Linked DNA regions of Mus musculus: region 1 is linked to region 2. Evidence: chromatin loops called from intact Hi-C (ENCODE). Cell type or tissue: left cerebral cortex. All regions are shown on one strand. Links, peaks and the distances in the headings refer to the core of each region. The heading gives the core; the rest is flanking DNA.

Evidence for each region. Hi-C counts contacts between places; a loop is a spot of excess contacts. Peaks named below come from ENCODE experiments on the same cell type or tissue, not always from the same donor. Only the 100,000 strongest peaks of a DNase experiment are listed, where the experiment ranks them.
Region 1: it touches region 2 in a loop (4-fold over the local background); 18 of 42 quality-filtered maps call a loop at or near these places.

Annotation. Positions count from the first base shown.
Region 1 is chr5:112,322,530-112,330,857 of GRCm38, forward strand. Tfip11 (tuftelin interacting protein 11) reads left to right here and starts at 3,840. Exons shown (of 14, transcript NM_018783.4): 1 at 3,840-3,944; 2 at 4,956-5,141; 3 at 5,433-5,653; 4 at 6,837-6,990; 5 at 7,218-7,374. The coding sequence starts at 5,442. In left cerebral cortex, for the core only: a CTCF peak has its summit at 3,696; DNase peaks (open chromatin) are centred at 2,907 and 3,781; H3K4me3 peaks cover 1,492 bases; H3K27ac peaks cover 1,121 bases.
Region 2 is chr5:112,273,048-112,281,375 of GRCm38, forward strand. It overlaps Tpst2 (protein-tyrosine sulfotransferase 2), which reads left to right and starts at 3,698. Exons shown (of 7, transcript NM_009419.5): 1 at 3,698-3,724. In left cerebral cortex, for the core only: a CTCF peak has its summit at 3,724; DNase peaks (open chromatin) are centred at 3,496, 4,207 and 7,328; H3K4me3 peaks cover 2,148 bases; H3K27ac peaks cover 2,623 bases.

The DNA.
Region 1 (8,328 bases), core at 281-8,280, 50 kb after region 2:
TTGGACTCCCTACTTCTTCAGGATTCCAGCGTATAGAGCAGACCAGCTGAGACACTCAGCCTTGTGGTACTGAGCAGCTACTAGACTCTTTCCATTCACAGCTGCCCAACGATGTTGGGTTAGTTGGACTGCAGCCTGTAAGTCATCCCAATTAATTCCATATCTATAATATATATATTATATCCCAATACACTAGCCTTGGGATTTGAGGATAGCCAGGCTCATGTCTCTGAAATCTCTGCATCCTCAAAAAAGTATAAAGACAGATCCCTATTTCTCCCATGTGGGTTCTGAGTCCTCTACAGGAAACCTTTGCCTTACTGTCTGCCTCTGGTACTGGAACCCTGAACTCTCCTCAGAGCCTCTACCATGCTACTCTCTGTCTGTCCATTAGCTTTTCTAATGAACTTGTTACTAACAAGCGATCTGTTTTGGTGTCCCTCTTAATGTTCCCTGCAAACCCTTCAACCATGTTGCTTAGTATACTGTTTGGGTCCAGCTTCTAGGAACTCAGTACATTTTAAAAGGATTAGTGAATGAATGAATGAATGAATGAATGAATGAATCTACCAGCCAGTTCTAAATATCCTAGTTGGCTTTAGTTGCTAAGTTGACATAGTCATGTGAAAGGGAAGTTTTGATGAATTATCCAGATCAGACTGGCCTGTGGGCATACCTATTCAGAATGGTCTTGATTGTTACTGTTGGCATCTGAAAATCCAAAAGAAATCCAAGACGTCAAAAGACTCCAGCAAAGCAAGATCTTTATTTTACTTAGGGAGCAAAAATTGACCCATCAGGGACAACAGCACAGACTTGGGAGCTGGCTGCATCTTCAAACATCCGTCTTAATAAATCTTGTACTCCGGCTGCTACTGGTCAGTCAGGGCCACAGAACAGACTCAGAACAGACTCGGGAGCTGAACTGCGTCCTCATGCCAGAATGTTACGGAGTTTTAAAGCCCAAGGTCCACAAACATCTGTGCCAAGTGACAGTCAGAACCATTTGTTCATGGTTAGGGACAAATCATTATGCTTGGTGGTATGGAAAAAGAATGAGGAAATTGGCTAGCCAAAGGGAGAGTTCCCCTTAGAGTCTGGGAATCTGAACTTCATTTCACCTTGGGACCAAAATGGAGTCTGAAAACAAAATGGCAGTACTTAGGATAAGCCTCATTTGTTTGATTGTAGCATTACTGGATGCAGGAGGACCCCGTACCATGGCAGATGTTTCTGGGCTGTATAAACACGAGCCTTTGAATGAGCCAGAGCATTCAATAAGCAGCATTCCTCTATGGTTCCTGCCTGAAGTTCCTGTCCAGATTTCTCTCAACCACAGACAGACTCATTAGAGATGCCTCTAGGGCCATGGTTCTCAACCTTCCTAAGGCTGCGACCCTTTAATACAGTTCCTCATGTTGTGGTGACACCCAACCATAAAATTGTTTTTATTGCTACTTCCTCACTGCAATTTTGCTACTGCTACAAATCGTAATGTAAACATTTTTGGAGATAAGAGGCTTGCCAAAGGGATCATGACATGAGCTGAGAACCACTGCTCTAAGTGGGGCCCATGCTTTTGTCTCCTCCCTTAAGGGTTAGCCTAGTGGGGGCAAATCAAGGAACTGCTTAAAGGTGCTCACCTTAAACTAATGTACATTCCCAGAACATCCAGAGTTCTGACGCAGAAGGGTATAACTATTCCTTTTTGTTGTTGTTCTCCTCCTCCTCTTCCTCCTCCTCTCCTCCTTCTCCCTCTCCCTCTCTCTCAACAAGGTCTCATTACTTACCCCTGGATGTCCTGGAAATCTGGGCCAGGTTTCACTGAGATCCAACCACCTCTGCCTCCCCCAGTGCTGAGATTAAAGGTGTGTGTCACCTGCTTTCTTTTCCTTTCTAGTCTTTTCCACTTGGATTCTGGTCACAGCCTAAGTGTGAGAAGTTTTTGTTTGTTTGTTTGTTTGTTTGTTTTGTTTTGATCAAAGATGGCTAGCTTGCCCAAGGTCCAGTATTCCATAGTCCGTGCTCCCAGCCCCATCTTGGGACACTCTTGTAGTTTATGTCAAACCCCAAATACCAGGCATTTTTTGATACTTGCTGGTCATAAGCTTCCTCTTGGTGTGGTTTATGATGTGCCAATCCCATCAGAATGACGCTGAGCTCCTACCAACGGGATGAGTCACCTGATAGCACGATAGCACGTGTGTCAGAATGGAATGGAACGGAACGGAAGTACCCTTGCAGCTTGCGTGTGCTTGTCTGCCAACTTGGGGTCACTGCCTTCCTGGTTTACTTTCACTTGGTTCACACGCAGGGATATTCTTTCCCAACACAAGTATGCTTTCAACTTTCCTGTACTGGGATCCCTTGCTCATGCGCTGAAGGCCCCCTGCCTGCTCGTGGCCGACCTCCACACTGGCTCTCCCACACCACCATGCCTCTTCCCTTCTTCGTTCTCCTCCCGGCAGCTATGAGTTACAACTTGCCTGCCGTTCCCGCCCCCACCCCCAACCCTGGCCCCACTGCCCGCCCTCAGCTCTCTGTATCAGTTCTTAGATGCTTTCATTCACGTGACCATAAAACCCCAAGAAGGGACCCTGATCCCACAGTATCACATTGGCTCTGACGGACTCCCCAAGAGCCTCACTAACAAATCCTCCTGCATGTTTTTTGGTTAGGTTTTATTGCTGTATTGTAAAGACCATACCCAAGAGCAATTTGGGAAGGAAACTGATTTATTTGCTTTACAGATTACAGTCCAAAGACATTTTTAAAAAGAACTGAAGTAGAAGCCACGGAGGGAACGCTGCTTATTGGCTTGCTCCCTGTGCTTACAGCACCCAGGACCACAGGGGGAGGCCCCACCCACAATGGGCTGGGCCGTCCCACATCAATCATGAATCAAGCAAACGACACCAGTCTTGCCTACAGGCCATCCGATGGAAGCACCGAGTCCTTTTCCTAGATATCTCTAGTGTGTATCAAGCTGACAGGGGAAAACAAAAATAAGTCCAGCCAACAACAAAACCCACCAGGACCCAGCCTTTTAGGGTATTAGAGAAAACAAATTAGTTTCAGAACCAGAGATGGCACCAGACTATGTATAGATTTGTAAGATGTGTAAAAAGATGACATATGCTCTTTGTGGGTCGCGTTGGCACACGCCTTTAAGGCCAGCACTCAGGAGGCAGAGGCAGGCAGATCTCCCGAGTTCGAGGCTAACCTGGTCTACACAATGAGTTCCAGGACAGTCAGGGCTACACAGAGAAACCCTGTCTTTCTTTCTTTCTTTTTTTTGGGGGTGGGGGGTTTCGAGACAGGGTTTCTCTGTGTAGCCCTGGTTGTCCTGGAACTCACTTTGTATGTAGACCAGGCTGGCCTCGAACTCAGAAATCCACCTGTCTCTGCCTCCTAAGTGCTGGGATTAAAGGCGTGCGCCACCACGGCAGGATGAGAAACCCTGTCTTGAAAATTCACAAAACCAAAACCAAATCAAACCAACAAGAAACCCCAACTCCGTTCTTTCCCAGCGACAGAGAAATAACTAGAGCAAAGAGGAGAACAATAAAACTGCTTCCTGGAGAGAACTCGACATGGGGTCGCGAGGACATTTTAATCTCTCAGTGTCCTCGTGACGCTGGTAACGCCAAGTAAGACTCCAGTGCCTGGCGACGGCTCGCCCTGGAACGAGACGGCCACTCAGCCTCAGTTCCGATGGGAACCAGAAGCAGCGCGAGGCGGGATCACCGGCCCTTCCGGGTTGCAGACACGCCCCCTCCGGCGTGAAGTCGCTGCCGGGGCAACAGCGCGCCACTTCCGCCTCTGAGCGATGACGTATTTCCGATGCGCCGGTAAAGGCCACATCCGGGTTTGGGCTGGCGGGACCCTCGCAGATTCGGGGACGCTGGGCGAAGGCTGTGTGGCTCTCGCGGATGCTGAGCGAGGTGAGCAGGCGGCGGGGTGGCGTCCCGGGAGCGCGGGCTGAGGCTCCGAGGCTCCGTGACGACGGCTTTACGGTTTCCCTGCGCTCCGGGCCCGCTGCTGACATTGAGCTGAGCGTCTCCTGTCCCCTGTGCTGGGGAGGTGGCGGTGCTGTAATTGAGTGGGCCTAGGGCTTCCTGCTCCTTTGAGGAAACTCAACATGTGCTGGTTGCTGGGGTCGGAACCTGTTGAGTTTCGCCGGTGCATAGTGAGGAGGAGGAGGAGGAGGAGCAGCGGGGGGGGGGGGGAGCTGTTAGTCACCGCGGAGCCGTTTTCACGCTGTCAGTCACTGGTGTCACATAGTGAGGATGTTACTGTGCAATGCACACAGTGTCGGGTCGGGACCTTTGAATGTGATAACCACACTCACAGGTGTTCATAGAGGCGCGATTTAGACTCAGGCTGGGGTGTTAAGTGTTAATGATTTTCACAATCATTTTGAAGGATTCACTTCGCAGTCCTGACTTGTAATGAGTGTGAACCTGAAACCCGATCATGGAGTGGAAGAAGATGCTTTTTTTTTTTTTTCCTTTTTCCTCCCTTTCCCCCCGTTTCTGTTTTTTGTTTGTTTGTTTGTTTTGTTTTTTGTTTTTGTTTTCAAGACAGAATTTCTCTTTAGCAGCCAGCCCTGGCTGCCCTGGAATTTGCTTTGTAGACCAGGCTGGCTTTGAACTCAGACCCCCCTGGTCTCTGCCTCCCTACTGCTAGAGTCAAAGATGTAAGGGTGCTGTTTCTTGAGCACCTACTGGGAGCGGAGCTTTCGTTGTTGTTTTGTCGGTTTTGAGACCAGGCTGGCTTTGAACTTAGAGAGATGGATCTGCCTCTCTGCCTCCAAAGTGTTGGAGCTTTTGTTTTTCGAAAGTATCATCTTAATCAGTCCTTACAAGCTTCTCCTGGAACTGAATGAATGCAGTTATGAGAGAGAGAGATGAATAGCTACCTGGGTAGAACACTGTTTTTTCCCTACCCTCTAGGAGTGACTGCAAAGTGGCATTCAGAAAGACTGCAACCTTCCAGTACCGTAGAAGCCGTTCAGGGAAGGAAACCTTCAGTCCCGTGGAAATAGTATTTCAGAAAATGCTCTGAAGTTTCCCTGGAACTGCAAATTGGCTAGATACAACTTTTCCTGGAGAAGTAAAAAGACCAACCTGGTTTCTGAGGTAATAACATTTAGAGCTGTTGCTTCCTTTCTGTGGCATATGTGCCTGTCATTCTGTGGCCCCGCCCCACGCGTGCATGGTGATTGACTCTGACAAGGCATTGTGCGTTAGGCCCCCTTCGGATGGCTGGGTCTGACTTGTCTCACTTGTCACGGAGCTGGTCATTTTGCCCTTTGTTTAATGGCTGCTTTACTGAGTTGGATCATGAGGCTCATTAATAGCTTTTTGACACTGGCGGATCTTCTGCTAGCCCCAGGTTCTCACAGTGCTGTTCTTGTCACCGTCCTCTAGTGACTGGCCATGTCTCTGTCCCACTTGTACCGGGATGGCGAAGGCCACCTTGATGATGACGATGACGATGAGAGGGAGAACTTTGAGATCACCGACTGGGATCTCCAGAATGAGTTCAACCCCAACCGGCAGCGCCATTGGCAGACCAAAGAGGAGGCCACCTACGGGGTGTGGGCGGAGCGAGACTCGGACGAGGAGAGGCCCAGCTTTGGAGGCAAAAGGTACTGTGTGCTGGGCTGCATGCCCTGGGTCTGGAGGATCGGGAAGGCATCCCAGAAGAGTTTTCTGCCCTTGTAGAGTCCGGGTGCTACAGCATCTTGCTATGTGTTGTTGAGCTGGGGTGGCGAGCTCCCCCTCAGCAGTTACTGTGTGATGGGATCAGGGCTACTTATGGATAGGGAAGTGCTGACCCACCACAGGCATGGCAGCTGTGGGGCCATGCTGTGTCAGGGAGCACTCACAGGGCACTAGAGAACAGGGAGTTTAGAGAGGGTGCTCTGGAGAAAACGCTGTTGGACCAAACGGAGGTAGAAAAGTGAGTAGGTCCACAGGGGAGAGTGGTAGTACAGCCTGGGGTCCACATTAAGATGCTGTCTCAAGTCTCCCCACCTAACTACACTCAGAATGTTTTGATTAATTTTACTTAGGATTTTTATCTGTTTGAGTTGTTCTGACTTTTATCCTTGAAATAGTATCTAAAACAAACACTGTGTGTGTGTGTGTGTGTGTGTGTGTGTGTGTGTGTGTGTTTACAGGCATGCTAGATAAGTGCTGTACCACTCTAAAGCAAAGCAGACACTAAGCTAACACAGTCTTTTCAGTTGTAAAAGGGGGCCCAGTTTGATGCCTCGGAGGTTGTTGCCATGCACACCTGGCTAGCTGGGTTCAGTCACCAGATTCCTACAGGGAAGGGGAAAGGGACGAGATGCTCTACAAATTGTCTGCACAGAGCAATAATGGCATTTTTGAAAGCGTCCAAAGGAAGTAAGATTATTACATCCTAGTCTGAATTTATACTCAACCCTACTGACAGTGGCAAATCTTCAGTTATAGTTTGAATCGAACAGACCCCACGAGTGTAAAATGTGGGCTGGAAGAGGACCCAGGAGCAATTGAGATTGAACTCAATTGCTATTGCAGACCTGAGTGTGGCTCCCAGCCAGTGCCCACCTCAGGCAGCTCACAAGTGCCTCTAATTCCATCTTCAGGGAATCGAGCCTTTGGCTCATCGGGCACCCACAGTGTCATGTGGTTAGGCCCCCCCCCCATATAATATTTTTTAAATGTTAAATGTAAGATTATTGAGGGCCTCTCTCTCTAAGGAATTCTCTTTCGAGCAGCTTCCAGGACAGGGTGTTGCAGAAGCGTTCTTTATGGACTTGGAGGCTCTGTGTGTGTCTGTAGGGCCCGAGACTATTCTGCACCTGTCAACTTCATCAGTGCGGGGCTCAAGAAAGGGGCGGCTGAGGAAGCGGACTCCGAGGACTCTGATGCTGAAGAGAAGCCTGTTAAGCAGGAGGACTTCCCGAAGGATTTAGGACCAAAGAAGTTAAAGACGGTAGGCCTCACAGGACAGTCTCCTGGTGGCACCCCATGGAGGTCACAGTGCAGTGGCTTCTTCCACAGGGAGAAGCTGGTGAGCATCTGCAGTTCCTTCCCTCCTCCGAGTCACTGATGGCTGTGGTCCAGATGCTGCCTTTCATGATACAGTGTAGCTGTAGGCTTGAGCTCCCTGGGTTGCTCCATTTTTCTCTCTCACCCAAACTCATCTCGCCTTCTTTGCAGGGTGGCAATTTTAAGCCCAGCCAGAAAGGCTTTTCAGGAGGAACCAAGTCCTTCATGGACTTTGGCAGCTGGGAGAGACACACGAAAGGGATCGGGCAGAAGCTGCTGCAGAAGATGGGCTACGTCCCTGGGCGTGGCCTGGGGAAGAACGCACAGGGTGAGTGTGGTGGAGGGGAGGCTCCGGGAGGAAGCTCGGCAAGTATGGGTGACAGGTCCTGGGAAGGATTCATAAGCTCAAAACCCAACCAAAGCAGCTGTTACTCTGCAGCTGGGTGTGGCTGCATGGGCCACTTGTGCTCCAGCTGCTTGGCTTTCTCAGAACCCAGATTCAGTAACTACTTGGTTAAGTGAGACGGAAACTGCTAGGGTCTAAAGTGGCTGCAGACGCAGAGCTGCTTTAACCTGGCCTGTGTCTCTAGAGAAGTAACTGCTAATATTTTTGAATCAGACAGTCTCACCCAGAACTCTAGATTTAGTTTGGCTGCTTCACAGATGCCTTTTGGCAGAGTGTGTTCTTCTAAACACAGTGTCCTCAGCCTCCTGGACCTGCCACCTGCCCTGCTGTGGTCAGTGTGTGAGCCTGCCTGGGCTGTTAGGCCAGCTGCGTAGTCCCTGCTTCTTCTTAGTCTGCAACTCAGCATCAGGCAGGCCAGTGCACAGCGGCCTTCACCGACTGAAGACATGCCTGTGCTGCTGGCTGACCCAAACCCACGTTGCTCCCCCAACCAGCCTCACTGAGAAACAGCCCTTGCACACACAGCTCACCACCTTGGCTCAGAGCCACAAGGAGCAAGCACTTAGCCTCTTTGAGCCTGACGGGTCCAATCAGAAGTGTCCTCTGTAATTCACATCCCAGGCCACCCACATGCGGCTCAGGTAGTGCTGAGGATTTTTCTGGGAAGAACGTGGCAGAGCATCCCTGAGATGCTGGGCAGAGCGTGGCAGAGCATCCCTGGGGTTTCAACAGTGCTGAGTGAGAAGGTGGAAGGAAATCCTGGACGGGGGAGTAATGCTGTTCCTGTTGATTGCCAGGGCTTAGCCATATTATATAAGTTAGCTGTGAGCAGTGTGAGCCCCTTCCCAGCCCACAGCTGTCCTTCAGCCGCTCAGC
Region 2 (8,328 bases), core at 249-8,248:
CCCTGTCCTGGAAATGTGAGGCGCTGACCACCTGGGGAAGAACTTCAGAGCTGATGCATGAGAAACCACCATGTGTTTTGAAACTGAAACCCAGTTTCAACCACAACTCAAAACATGACTTGGGGGTGACTCTAAAGGAAAGCAGAGGCTTGTGACTACAAGGCCCACCTTTCTAGAAGCTTCTCCAGAAGCCCTGGAGTCCTGTACCTCACACTGGTCTTACAACTGCAATTCAGCTGAGCCCCTAACCCCCGACTAGATCCAAGATCTTGAATCTTTGATCCAAGTGTTTGGGAAGACAAAGTGTCTCTCTGATGGAGCGCTCTTTCCATGGTGACAGGGGTAACCCACGTCTTCCAGGCTTGAGTACCTGGGCTGCTTGCCCAGTAGAAAGGACTAGCCCTAGAAGTGTTCAAGGTCATCGACCACAACCCAGACAGCATCAGGCACCGAAGGGCATGCAGCAACTGAGTTTAAGAGAGAGACATGGTCCTGTGGTGTCCAGGGAGGCTCTGAAGAGGTGAGCATCTGAGTCTGGTGATGGTGGTGTGTGTCTAATCCTTGGGAAGCAGAGGCAGAATGACCATGAGTTCAAGACCAACCTGTGCTACATAGTGAGACTGTTTAAAATAATAATAATAATAATAATAATAATAATAATAATAATAATAAAAGTATTGGAGAGGCAGACCAGTCACCAAAGCACTTGCATGAAGCATGCAGACTTGAGTTCAGTGCCTAGAAGTCATGTGAAAATGTGGGTGTTGTAGGCTGTGCTGGTAGCTTCTAGCCAATGAGACACCTTGTCTCAAAGGAGGCCACTAGGATTCTAGAACATAGCACTTCAGGTTGCTCTGGGACACACACACACACACACACACACACACACAGAGGACAAAAACAGATATGACCACTTTGTTTGGAGCCATGTTGCCATGGTAGCCAGTCATTTGAGCCAGAGATCAAAGGGTGTTTCCTGAAGCCTAACCATCCAAAAAGAAATGGTAACCGAACAAGCTTCTTGACAGAGAAGGAACCCACTGCCTGCTGCCTGCTGCTGCCAGAGCACTGGGGGGGTGGGGGGGTGGGGTGTGTGTGTGTGTGTGTGAGAGAGACCTGAATTTACATTAGCTAGCTGTAGACCTCAAACCACATTTCCTGACTGAGCCTCTGTTTTCCTCATCTGTAGAATGAGTGTGATAATAAGAAACCTCAGAAGGCTATTGGAAAGAGTGAGCAAGCAATGGAAATTATTTAGAAAAAACAAAAACAAACAAACAAAAAAACCCAAACAAACAGATAGAACAAACTCAGTGCTTCTGGGGATGGACTCTAGGGCCCTGAGAGTATCCATCTGGTTCTACCTCTCAGCCACATCCCCAGCCCCCGAATGCTCTTCTGGATAGCTTCAGGTACAGCAAGAATCTGAAGAAGGCATAGCCATTGATTTATAGCATCACTATAACCTGGGGCAGGGGGTTGGGAGATGGGATGGAGCAGGGGAGGGTCGGTGCTAGGAAGAGTTTAGAATTTCGTGCTTGGTGCTACATCGCTATCCCATGCTTCTGACAAGCATGCTCTGGAGACCCCCTAAGCCGCCATGCCTTGTGAACCTGCTTAAGGAAGCAGGCCGGAAGGCTGATGAAGGAGATGCCCATCCCAGAAGGTCCCAGGCCAGGGACATTGATGACTGGTTCACCCACCTGCCTTCAAAGTCACATTAGATTCCCAGGCTGATCCACAAGGGGGTCAGGGGGTGTCCTATCGATCCAGGAGGTGACAGATTAAGATCTGCGTGTTTGCTAATCTGGGTGGGTGACTGAGAGCATGCTCATTCCAGCTGTCCCATCAGATCTGCCTCTCCTGCCTTCCTAGCATCTGTGGAAGCAGAATCCTTCCTCTGCATCCTTTGCCTACCCTGGGATGCTTAACCACCCCTGGGATGAGCCAAAGCCCTTACCTGCTTGTTCCTCCCTAAAAGCACCCCAAGGGGGTCTCTACAGAAATCTTATCTAGCCATACTCTTCCCTGATGAACATGGACCCTGTCTCCATTTCAGCAGGATCCTGTGGAGATAGATGCCTTTCCACAGTGCACAGGAGCCAGGCCACATCCTCCCCTTCCACCACATCCTGCCTACCTGTCTTCAAGCAAGGCCCCAGGCTGACCTCCTCCTTTCTGGATCCTGCCCCCCCCCCCCCCCCGGGCCCTGCTGTGACTAATGTTCTTTTCATGACTAGTTGCACAGGCCACCCTGCCTGTGCTTTGGGTCATGAGGTAAGCACCTCATTTTTTCCTCCCTGGACTAGTTTTGGAACCTACTCTTGCCTGGCCAGTTCCAGACCCTGCTGGGAAGGCTTGTTGAGGGGAATCCAGCTTACTTGTGGAATCATAAAGCTCAGAGAAAGCCCTCAGCGGAGCAGAAGTCCCCTTCAGGCAGACCTTGCTCTTTGATCTTTCTTCACCCATAAATAGTATAAAACTCCCAGAGCTGTGTCGTTAGTCACAAAAAAAAAAAAAAAATCTCAAATATGCACTCAGTAAATGCTATGTTGTGTGGTTTCATTTTTGGTAACTGGCTTCACCAAGACGGGGACTTTGTCAGCCCAGCATCTCCCACAGGGCAGGCACTGTTTTATAGACTACATGAATGAATGAATGAATGAATGAATGAATGACAAACACATATCTGTGTGCCTTGCTTTGTCTGGCCTGTAGAGATATTTGTGTTAGTTGTAACTAGTATAAAAATGAATTTCATTTAGTTTTGTACAGGTTTGGGGTATACGGTTTCACAACACCCTGGAAGGTCAAAGGATTTGTTTGGGTGGGAGGGGTACGTCCTTGTATGATGTGGGTCCCTCATCGAACTCATGTCGTCAGACTTAGAGGCAGGCGCTCTTACCCACTAAGCCATCTCGCAAACACCAGGATTTTATTTTCAATATTTATTTTTATTACTGTGTGTCAAGGCACACGTGTGGAGGTCGGAGACAACTTTGTGGAGCCGGTTCTACTCTTCCATCTCTGCACGGGTTTCGGGGATTGCAAGCGTCTTTACCAAACGAGCCATCTAATGTATTTTAAAATGGTAAAACACACCACAACTCGTGCGCGCGCGCGCGCGCTGTAAACAGAGGCTATAGAGGACGCAGCGAGAGGCTAGCCTACACCTTCTCCTTTGCTCTGCACACCTTGGGCTGGCTCCTTTCTGGGACCCAATCCTGTACCTATAGTGCACACCCCTGCGCTGACGGACAGCCATCCCGCTCAGCGTCTGAACGCCAGCTTGTGGCTGCGCCCTCAAGGATGCCGTGCAGAGGAGGAACGCCCTGCGTAGTTAAAGGAGCCAGAGCAGCAAGCTCTAACGGCAGGGGCTCCGCCCCCGGGGAGGAGATGAGGGCGGGGCAACGCTGGAAGGGGCGGGCTCTCTTGGCCACACCCCTTGCGTCATGGCGCTAGAGGGGAAGCTAGGGGAGGGGGAGTGGCGGAGGCCGTGCGTGTGGGCAGGGCCTATCTGGGTCCCGCCCCCAACCCTCTGGGCAAGCCTGGAGTGTCGCGGCTCTAGCGATAGACGTTGGGGGCGTGGTCAAGCACTAGGCGACAGGGGCGTGATCACGAGTGGCTCCGCCCCTTGCGTCACGACACGCGGCCCCGCCCCTCGCGGCGCCTCCCTGGCGGCCGGCAGGGAGCCGGAGTCTGCGCGGGCGCCGATTTGGGCACGGTAGGTGGCAGCGGCCTCGGCCAGTACCAGGTCAGGGCTGCGTGGCGCGGTCCGGACGGTGGGCGGCGCGGACAGGCCTGGTCGCCGCGGGAGGACGCGCGTGGCCTGGAGCCCCACCCGCGCGGCGCCGCGGGGAAGTTAACTTGCGGAGGTCGCGGCCCACGGTGGTTCTTAAGAACGCGTAGACCTCTCTTGCTCTGCCCTGTTTTGCTTGCTTCCTGCTTCACACGTGGGAAACTGAGGCCTGGGGTCACGTGCCCGGGCGCTGGGACTCACAGCTAGGACGGGGCAGAAACTCTCCCGCGGGGTTTTGTGCGCGCGAGCGAGCGTGTGACCCTCCCCCCTCCCCCCAGAGGTGGCTGCCCCTGTACCCACTGCTCCCGGTGTTCATACTGTTCCTTGCCCTCCCCAACCCCTTGTTTCTTTCATTCTAGCAGGGATGCCCGATGGTTAGTTAGGCCCAGCTTCTGCATTGGGGCAGATCGGGCTGGGAGGCTCCGGCTTAGTATTGGGGACATGCCCTTTCTCCAGCCTCTGTTTCCGGACATACAGAACTGGGTTTGTTTCGTTACCCTGAAGAAGCTGTTAAGTTATTTGTGAACCGCTGTACCCGCCTTGCCTCGCCTTGGGCTCATTCCATTTACCATATCTTGTTTTAAAAACCGTATCTAAGGATTTTTTTTTTTGTAACACTTTTTCTGAAGGTCTGATCCACTAACCATATAAATCTTCTTTTGGAAGTAAACTTTAGGTGGTTGGTGGGTTTTAGGATGCTCACATTACGCACTGATCCTCGTCTACTTTTAGAACATTTGTACATCCCCCAAAGCAGCAGTCCCTAACCCTCAACTCCCAAACCTCTTTCCCCAGACCCCGGCTCACCTTCATCTACACTACTATCTGTCTATGGATTTCTCTGCTCTGGGTGGTTCTGTGTATGGTTCCTCATGTGCATAGTATTTCCTAGTGTGGATATTGTGTGTGTGTGTGTGTGTGTGTGTGTGTAGTCCATTGGTTTGTAGATGGACAGTGGGTTGATGTTCCTTTATGGCTGTGATTAGTATTGTTGCTGGGAATACACACACTGTATTTCTCTTTTCAGTTTTGCCTAAATTTCAGGATCCCTTTAAAGTTTAACCTATTGAGGAGCTGCCAAACTCCCAAAGTGCCTTACCACTTTACTGCCTCTGGAATGTGATGGTTATGATGATATTTGTGACCAAGTCTTATCTACCTCAAGCTGACCTTGAACCCCAGACTCTCCGGTTTCAGCCCCGGAGTGCTGGAATTAGAGGCTTGTGCCACTTGCCTGGCTTGAGGTTTCCCATAAATTCTGAATATGTTTCGTTTCTTCTGAAACATCAGCGTCTTCCTGGCTTCAATGCATTTGTTATAAATGATTTCCTAGTTCATTAGTGCTCTGAGGGGTACCCTGCATGTCATCCGGGCGGTTCCTGGGACCTGCTAGTAAGCAGCAGTGGTGAGCAGATTTGTGGTTGACAGCTTCAGTACCTGTTGGGGTTAGGGCCTGGACCTGCCCACCCTCTTCCTGTGCTGGGGGAGGTAAGGTTATAAAAGAGAGTCACTGTGCTTCCCACAGTGAGGGGGGGGGTGCGCGTTCATGTGTGCATGTGTGTGTGTGTGTGTGCAAGCTCCGTCGAGAAAGTGTGTATTGAGACAGGGTCTCCTGTGACTCGGGCTGGCCTTCACGTCACTATGGAACTGAAGATGACCTTTAGCCTCTGTTCCTCCTGCCTCCACTTCCTGAGTGCTATACAGGTGTGCATCGTGACACCTTCTGCATTCAGTGCTGGGGTGGAACCCAGAGCCTCCGGCAAGCTAGGAGATCGAGCTTCCAATAGAACTGAACTCCTTTTATAATTATTGTGGGTGGTGTGTGTGTCTGTGCACGTGTAGGGTCTGGGGAGGCCGGCAGTTGATGTAGGATGCCTTTCTCTGTCGAGCCTCATCTTGTTTTTTGAGGCACAGTCTCTTGCTTAACCCAGAACTTGCCATTTTGCCTAGAATGGCCGGCCAGGGAGCCTCTGGGACTAATTTATAACTCCAACTCGGGGATTGCAGGCACACGCTGCTGAACTCAGATTTTTTTTTTTTTCTTTTTGAAACAAGACCATACTGTGTAGCCTTTGGTTGACCTGCATCTGACAGATATCCACGTGCCTCCTAACTGCTGGAATCAAAGCTGTGTACCACCACACCCAGCCTTTTCCAGGCATGCAGAGACCCAGTCTCTGTTCCGCAGGCTAGCCTAGCATGATCTCTTACCCAGTGAACTATTTCCATAGCCTTGAGCTACGTTCTTGAAGGGAGTCCGATTTCTGAACGTCAGTCCAGGCTTCTGGTAGTTACCTGTTGCAGGGTTTAAAACAGCATTGCCCTACAGGTCCTGCATGGTGTCATCTGGCTGTGGCTGGTGACAGAACTGGGGAAACAGAGCCCCCGGCACTTAGTGTAGCTCCACCGTTCTCCACAAGTTCCTTGGTGAAGAAAGTAGTCTAGGAATCAAGGGAGCTCCCTGGGCCTCGAGTCCCTGCTGGGGAATGAACGTACATCCTCAGAGCTCAGTATGGCATCTTGAGCTCCAGAAAGCCTCCAGGGCATTGTGGGTGTATTTGTAGCTAGACTGTGAGTCGTGTGGCTTCATAAGTGTATCTTTCGAGAGCTCAGGTACGGTTTGGGTGGCTTTGACGTGCCAAGCGACCTCGCAGAAGTTCCCCTGAGAGGAAGTCTGTACTTGCCCCGTACCGTCCATGTCTTGCTGCCTGCCCAGTGTCAGACATACCGCAGAGGTCTGGGATGCCCCTCTCCCCCATCCCAAGCCGCGGGCTGAGGAGGAATTATGGGCACATGAGTCATTTGAAATAGCTGAAGGGCTGGGCCAAGCTGGAGAAATTGCAGTGGAGGACAAGGGGGAACAGACATTATTGCTGGAGAGATGGCAGCTGGTGGCCCGGCTGCCAAGTGGATGCTCTCATTTGCCAGGCTCTTGACCTAGGCTGGCTTGTGGGAGAAAGATGGCAAGGTCAGAGAGCTGGCACCACCTCTCTTAGTATCACCGGCTCTGCTTGGAAGCCAGGCCTGGAGCTGTTGCTGCTTCTTGCTACCCCTGGGCTGAGTTTGCAGAGTACAAGTAGCTGCTACCTCCTGGGGATAGGAGGGGGCATGATGTCATCAGCAGTCCAGTTTGCCCTTTGCAAACCTCAGTGATTACAAACCTGGCTGAACAGTGCAAGGCCCACTGAGTGCCAGCCATTGGCCTAGATGCTTACAGCCCTTAACTCGGTTCTCCTGACGGCAGAGGAGGCACAGAGCACAGAGGCCTCAGTGGTTGCTGCTGTCGGGACTATAGGGTCATGCAGCTGCCAGGTTGGAGACAGATTTGAGGCCAAGGCTATCCTCATCGGTTACGGACCTTCCTCTCTCATTTCCCTTGGTAAGGCCCGGCACATGAGCCCCTGGGCTCAGTGGTTACAAGTATTAGCCACTCTTGTGCACATTTGTATCTGCCTATCTCACTTCCTCCTGAATGGCAGGGTGGACAGACACAGGGTTCTCGCCTTGTGAAGTCCTGGAGGCTTGCAAGCCCCAGTTCCCTCCGGATGGCTGTGGTATTGGGCAAGGCGCTTCCCCTTCTGGGCCTGTTCTTCCTGCTAGAGAAGGGATTCACTGCCTGCGGGTTTTGTTTAGCTCCCTGGTGATGTGGCTGTTCTAGGTTGGCCAGCTGGCTTTGAACCTAGGATTTCTATGCATGCTGGACAGGCTCTCTCCCATTGAACTACAACGGAGGTCTACTCCTGGTTCATTTTGAGATGAGGTCTTACTAAGCTGCCTAAACTGGCCTAGAACTCTCTCTGTAGTCCAGGCTGGCTTTGAACTTTCAGTCTTCCTGCGTCAGCCTCCTAGGAATTAGGACAACAGGCCTGTGTCACTGAGCCTGGCTGCTATTCTGGTTTTAATTGAACTGGCATTCAGACATTTGTAGAGGAAACTTACAGTTCCAAACTGAATTCCTGAGGCTCCGGGCAGGTGTCTTGGGCTGTCCTGATCCCTATCACCCCCAAACTGACCCCAGTGTTACATTCAGGACTGGCCCCAGGAGTCTGACTTGGTGTAGAAAAAGCTTCAGGGTTTTGAGGGCAGCCGTGGGCCTTCCTTGTGTTTGGAAACCATCCCTATTGCTTAGCGCCTTTTAAATCTACTTTATCCTCCTTGGCGTTCTTCACATGCATCGTCACACATTCCTCGGATGTCTGTGGAACATCTCACAATCCCCAAGTCACAGAGAACCTTCACAACCTTAGGTTCAGGTCTGGCCTAAGCCGGTATGAAACAGCAGAGGCCAGCCGCAGCCCGCCTATGTCTCAGCAGGTGAACTGCAGGTTCTGGGATGCGTGAGTCTGAACCACCGGCTGCAGGGACAGATCCCCCCCCCCCCCCCCCTGCTCTGCCCTCAATAGTGACATAACCTCGTATTTCCCAAACTCTGAGGCTGGCAGTGTGTCAGCCACCAAAAGCCACTCAAGCTTGATGTAGGCTATTGGTAGAGGCAGCTGGAATACGTGGGGCCTCCAGTTGTACACAGT